2 separate regions of the Homo sapiens genome follow, and region 1 is linked to region 2. Evidence: chromatin contacts called from ENCODE Hi-C or POLR2A ChIA-PET data. All regions are on one chromosome and are shown on one strand. Each heading gives the region's core, a stretch centred on a gene start or an enhancer-like site at or near the end of the contact. The rest is flanking DNA. Distances are from core to core; before and after follow the strand shown.

Region 1 (3,288 bases), core at 320-2,819, 130 kb after region 2:
GCAAGTTTTTTTTTTGTTTTTTTTTTTTTTTTTGTTTGTTTGTTTGTTTTTGAGACAGAGTCTTACTCTGTTGCCCAGGCTGGAGTGCAGTGGTGTGATCTCAGCTCACTGCAACCTCTGCCTCCCGGGTTCAAGCAATCATCCTGCCTCAGCTTCCCAAGTAGCTGGGATTATAGGCATGTGCCACCACCCCCGGCTAATTTTTGTGTACTTTTAGTAGAGATGGGGTTTCACCATGTTGGCCAGGCTGGTCTCGAACTCCTGACCTCAGGTGATCCACCCGCCTTGGCTTCCCAAAGTGCTGGGATTACAGGCATGAGCCACTGTGCCCAGCCCTCGATTAGCAAGTATTTATTGAGCACTTGCTACATATCTGCTACACCACAGCAAACAAATGAGTAAATGCAACAGGGTGACGTGACAGAGTGTGACAGGCTTGATGGCTGGTGGGGTGGTTTTCCTGAGAAGGTAACTCTTCAGCTGAGATCTGAAAGATGAGAGGAGGCAGGGGCAAGTGTTCAGAAAGAGGGACAAGCAACAGAAAGCCTCAAAGAGAGCAATCTTGGCTTAGAAGGAACAGAAGTGCATGTGATCAGAGCCACTCGCAATGGAGAGGGGTGCAAAACAGGACTGGGGTAGGAGGCAAGCTCAGAGGGTCTTGAGGGGCCATATAGAGAGTTTGGACTCTTAATTACCTGAGAAACAACTCAAGGGTATTAAGCAGTAAAGTGACAGGATATTCTGACTGCTGCGGGCGGATGGACCATTAGGGAGCAGAAGCAGACCACAGAGACCAGCTGGCCTTTTAGCAGTAATCCAGGCAGCATTGACCGCACCATGAACTGCAGGGTGGCAGTGGGGGCAGAGAACTGCACATTTGGATATGTTTTGGAAGCAAGGTGATAGGACTGGGTGCTGGATTAAACGTGGTGGTGGTATTGGCAGGTGGGGAGATGGTACAAAAGAAAAAAGAAAGAAAGAACCATTGCTAGGAGACTGGACTTAGGCAGCTTGGGACTGACCTCATTCGGTTGGAGGGTTGGGAAATGAAGAACATCTATTTTAGATGTATTTGGGGATATTATTAGAGTTAGAGCTGCTAACCAAGTTGACAGGTTTCTCCTAACTGTTGCCGCTCTCCCTCGCTCGGCGTTTCATTCCAGGAGTGAAGTCTGCAGAAGTCATACAGCAGCTCTGCCCTCTGACCCGACAGGTGCCTGCTGCGGAGTCCTTCCCTGCATGCTTTTAGCTCTAGTCCCCAGACTCACTGCCCCTACTCTGCCACTAGGCCTGGGAAGGAACAAATTGGTTTCCATAAAATTCTCAGGATGAAGTTGAGAATGGGGTAGGACATGGGTAGTGTCTGTAGCCACCCCTGCTATGGAAGCACTTAGTTTGGGGAAGGTATCTGTCAGCCTCTTCACCCAGCTTCCAATCCCAGACAGCAATGATTGATGTGGAGATGAGTCACATCTGAGTCAAGAGAGCTTTGTCCGGGGCTTCATGGCACAGATTGGATCTTTTCGGGGATGGTGTTTGTCTGTCTGTGTCATCAGCCTGAGCTGGAACAGCCTGAGGTTTTGGTGCTCAGGATGTGTGTTTGTCTTGGCAGCTGGGACGACAGCAGCTCCGTCAGCAGCGGCATCAGCGACACCATAGACAACCTCAGCACTGATGACATCAACACCAGCTCCTCCATCAGCTCTTATGCCAACACACCTGCCTCCTCTCGAAAAAACCTGGATGTGCAGGTGAGGAACACAGGCCCTCCCAGGCTCCTCCAGCAGCCTCTGGCAGCAGGGAACCTTGGGCTTGTGGGGTAAGAGGGCCATTTGGGGCAACCAGAATCTCCAGGTTGATGAGATGAGGCCCAGCCTCCTGCCGCCTCTGCTCTCACCTCCTGACCCTGACCTGTGTCCACAAGGGAGGGGTCAGGCAGCGGATGGTGGACACGGGAGTAGGGAGGCTTCACCACCCTCACTGTGTGGACTTGATGAAATCACTCTTCCTCCCTGGACCTCGGTTTCATAATTTGTTTAAAAACAAACAACAGAAAAGGATGTGGGACTTTAGCAATTTTCAGCCCAGAGTGTGTGTCTCTTATTTGCCGCAGCAAGCCACTGCTATCCAGGGGCACGTGTCTAATCCCTGTAGGAGGATGGGGTGGAAATAAAGATTGAGAACCCTGGACCGGAAGGCCGGGATGTCCTGACCTGTGGTTGAGAACTCTGTCTCTGGGTTACATTCCCCTGCTGACGTGTTTTATTTGGCCCACAGTGTTACCCTTCTTTTAAACTAGATTCCCTGTCAAATTTTTAGAATTATATTATTTCACATGAAAATGTCTTCCTGGTTGCTCTTGAGAAAAACAAAGATATTGCTTCCTTGAGCCTACATTCTCCATGTGGTGACAATCAACAGATGTCCCAGTATCCAACCCCTTAGACCTGCCACTCCTGCTCCAGTGTGCACAGCTGCTACCCTGCTGGCCAGCTGTACTCCTTAAATTACCTGCCTGACCCCAAGGCACTGGAGTTTTCCATTCCTACTTTAAGGCTTCAGATTTCATGTTTCAAATGTGGTGTAGTTTCATGTGGACACGTTCACTGACCCTCAGACCATTCCTTCATGATTGGCAAGGGATGGTTCTGAAAGGCCCATTTTACTAGTGGAAACGTAAAGTGCTGTCCTCACAGCTTGTCCCCAGTTTGGGACTGACCAGCACCAGAACTGGCCAGCTGTGGTGGCATTGGCGTCGTAGGCTGGAATCTTTTTCATGATTGATCCCTCCCATTTGCAGGCGCCACCCCTCCCCACCCCCCATCTTTGGCGAACCCTTGGAGAAATCTGTTTGGGACAAAGTCTCTCAGAGCAACCTTGCGGGGAGGCAGAACTAGCACTGCCCCGTCTTTCACTCCCTTCCATAACCTCTTCCTTTCTCAGCAGTGCTTTACTTCATACAGATAGGAGCTGATTTGGAAATCTATTTTCTTTTAAAGGTATCTCTTCTTTGACAATAGGGCTAAAAAAAAAAAAAAGGATGTATCAGAGTGTGGGAGTAATTCTGTCCCACAGAAATGGAAACGTTTAATGCCTGATGAAATACATTAGGTGTTGCCCCTGGGATTCCCAGTTACTTCTTGTATTCTTCATTTGAGCCAGACTTTCTGATTATTGTTCAGAAACCCAACCTAGTGACAGTGGGTGGTGGTAGTTGTTTTAAGAAACAAAAACTACCCATATGACTAGAAAGGGGGCCATGGGTAATGCTCTGTATGTTAATCTGAG
Region 2 (3,193 bases), core at 351-2,850:
GAGATTAATAAATGGGGAATCATTTAAATGTATGTATACATTTTGTCATATACATATTGAAATTTATTCTCAGAACCAGCAACTTACACTGGGTAGACTTAACTACTTGCATAGGTCTTATTTTCTTTTGGCTTTGTGCTATTGCCTCACTAACCTTTAGCAAAGTTCTTTCTTGCATTTTTCATTTTTACATTTTCATTGCTGTCTTGTTTCTGCTAAGCTAACAGATTCTTCCTTAGACTGGCAATATTAAAAAGAAAGTGTCCCTTTGAGGTCTAAATAGGGAAGCAGAGGGAATACAAGACAAAGAGGTGCTCTGAGGGAGAAGTTGGCTCACCTTGCCCTAGCTGGAGAATCATCTTTTAGCTCTTTGTCTCCTTGGCACTTGCAGAGCTTGGTGGTACTTTATGTGGAGGAGAGCACTGTCCTGTTCAGAGGAAGGGCGAGCACTATTAAAGCTGCCTAGAGAGGCACCTGAGTGACGTGCCCAACTGCCCTTACTCCACCCTAGCTTTTGTCCTTAACCTCAAGCATTACAGTCAAACATCAAGGTGAAAGAAATTGTATCCAGTGCAGTCTTTTGCCCCCTTTGGGAGTCATTTTCTTGATCTACTGTGTAATTTAAAAGAGCCTTCAGAAGAGGAGACACAAAAATCCCTCTAATGTGTGAAACTAATAACCTTTAATGCTGAAGCCATCCTTTTTTCACAGAGAAGAAGAATGCCACCATGTTTGTTTGTCTCTAAATATGGATACATTTCAAAACCAATGTGTGAACTTATGGTTCTGCTATATATCCTTTCTCTAAAATACAATAAACCTGGCTTTTTGTAACAAGGAGTAGAGAAAAAGAGAAAATATATCATTTGGAAAGATGAAAGATCTATTTGATTAGTCTTGTCTCAGGAATTGAAAATGACTAGTTGATGTTCATCCGATCTTCAGATGATAAATCTCAGCATTTCTCTTGCTTCCATCTGTTACGTGGAAACTATCACACATACATGAATTCAGTTTCATTTCAAGGATCATTGGGAGGGAGAAGTATTTACCTTTCTGGGTGCTCTCATAATAGTCATTTTTATCAAGCTCTCATCTGTAGTCAGGACTTAGTTCGGTCATCCCTTAGTTTAAGGTCCGCTTTAAAAGTTTATGTCCTCCAAGTTTAGGTATTTGACAGTGTTCAACAGCATGAGAAGATACATATATTTTGGGATAAATGAAACTAACATTTCTGTGAGCATATGTAGCCCATGTTCACAATGTGAAGTGCAAGCATGGAGTGCTGAGGAGAGAGACCCTGAACAGTAAAGCCTGGCAGCTCATGTAGCTGCAACTACTTACTGAGGAGTTTCTTGTGAATGTGCACTTGGCTGCCTCTCTGGGCCGAGGACATGACATCCTCAGGCTTCAGTGACTCTCGCAAATAAAGTGCTTGTTTCTTAGCTGCAGCTTGCCTTTGTGATTCCATCAACGTGTGCATTTCATTAGGGTACCAGTGTGTAGCCCACGTGCCAGGGAGCCGTCTTCTCCTGATGAAGGTGTCGGGGTTGCAATGAGAATATTTGAGACAATGGTCATGGTATATCTACTTGGTGGTGAGAGTGACACATGGGCCATTTGCAGGTGTCACACCCTGTGGACGAATGGTCATGCTACACGGTGGTTTGTGCCAAGGCCTCATGGACACAGTTCACATTCTTAGTGTCCTAGGAGCTCCTGCCATGATTCCTTAGCAGTGGTTATGCTTGTTTTTATGATGGCAAGGCTCCCCAAACTTTGTGGACAATGCACAGATAACAACTGCTGATGGAAATCAATGGCCTGGCCTGCTTCCTTCATAAGAGCAAAGGTAAAGGCAGCCTCTTAACATCTAATGCTCCCTTTGCCTTTTTCAGAGTTGGAGAATCACAGCATTTTTCTGAAATGTGGAGTGGGAAATCTAAATGTGGAGTGGGGAAGCTATAATTACATAGCTTGGAAAAAGAAAAGTTTAAGAAAAAAAAAAAAAAGTCCTTTGGCTCCAGGACAGCCTAGGACTGTAAGTCACTGCTGCCCCCTACTGCCCAAGTTTTGTGTGTGTTTCCTAGAGGATCCTTGGTTTCTAGCCTGGCATTCTCAGGCACTGTGCTTGGGAGGATAATAACTTGCAGACTGTCTAAATGCTTTCTTCCAGACAGGGCCTCCCCACATTTGTTTCCTCAATTTAGGAGAATGTATGTGAAATGGAGAAAACCCACAGTGTGGGTGTGATCAGGTTCATGTGGCCTAGTGGAAAGACTTTCTCTTGAGTGGTGAGGAACTGACAGCAGGCCTGAGCTAAAATTGGTCTTCACAAAGCCGTCCACCCACTCACTTGGGCAGGCAGCCAGCTGGTGGATTCAAGGATCAGGTTTAGCCCTAAGGAGAAGGATTTTTGAAGGCACTAGTTGATTTTTGCTGCAAAAAGGTTATGCTAGATTTGGTTCCATTTTTAAGAGGCAAATAATTCTAAACCAGACTGTATAGTGTGGAATAAATGATTCTCTCCCTTATTTATTATACATTCATGTACTTGGAATTCAGTCCTTCATATATTCATGTGTCTGAGGTTATTTATTGAATGTCTTCTATGTACCAAGCATTATGCCAGTCACTGAGTATTCAAAAGTGAAAAAGCAGATTATTTCTGCCTGCATGGAACTTAAAGTCTGATGGAAGAGACAGTAAACAAATGCAAACAGTATCATTACATTTTGTGGTAACTGGTCTTATAAAAAAAAAAGAGGGGTACTATGAATGAACTTAATTCTCTGGATTAGGTAGAAACTTAATTCTCTGGACTAGGTACAACCTCTTCAGGGTGAGACCCATAGCCAAAGTTTGCAGGGTCCATTGTGCCCATGATCCCCATTCTCCCACACAATGGTTGGAAATAAAGGATGTTTTTGAAAACAGTTTTATGGACAGAAACCAGTTCCCTTGCACAAATGAAGATCTATATCCTGAACTAGCTTTTTTCTTCTCTCTCTGGACATAGGGAGTAAAAGTAAAAAAAAAATACAGGGAGGCAAACTTTGGCTCCATATGTATATTGTGAAAAGAACTTTTCACATTTGTCTTCTCACAGTTGAATAGGCTCTCTTGAGAGTAGTGAGTTCCCTGACCCCAGAGGTATTCAAATAGAGGCTGGAATATCACTTGCTAGGGATGC

Evidence for each region. Hi-C counts contacts between places; a loop is a spot of excess contacts on that map. ChIA-PET counts read pairs that join two places held with the same protein, here RNA polymerase II (POLR2A). Pooled maps may share reads with other maps.
Region 1: a map of Caco-2 shows a loop between it and region 2 (8-fold over the local background). The contact joins two enhancer-like sites. A Hi-C loop is called at or near these places in 1 of 168 maps with a recorded cell type or tissue (Caco-2) and 2 of 50 pooled maps. POLR2A ChIA-PET finds 5 or more read pairs at or near these places in 2 of 52 experiments (HepG2 and PC-9).

What each region holds. Positions count from the first base shown.
Region 1 is chr11:20,034,347-20,037,634 of GRCh38, forward strand. NAV2 (neuron navigator 2) reads left to right here. Exons shown (of 38, transcript NM_145117.5): 12 at 1,613-1,751. Among named protein-coding and RNA genes, the nearest start is that of NAV2-AS2, 13 kb to the right of the region's middle. Within about 2 kb of position 1,570, at least 8 of the 41 ENCODE cell types and tissues checked have a DNase peak (open chromatin) inside an H3K27ac peak, as active enhancers do.
Region 2 is chr11:19,901,656-19,904,848 of GRCh38, forward strand. The region is part of intron 6 of NAV2 (neuron navigator 2); the gene reads left to right. Among named protein-coding and RNA genes, the nearest start is that of NAV2-AS3, 78 kb to the right of the region's middle. Within about 2 kb of position 1,601, at least 2 of the 41 ENCODE cell types and tissues checked have a DNase peak (open chromatin) inside an H3K27ac peak, as active enhancers do.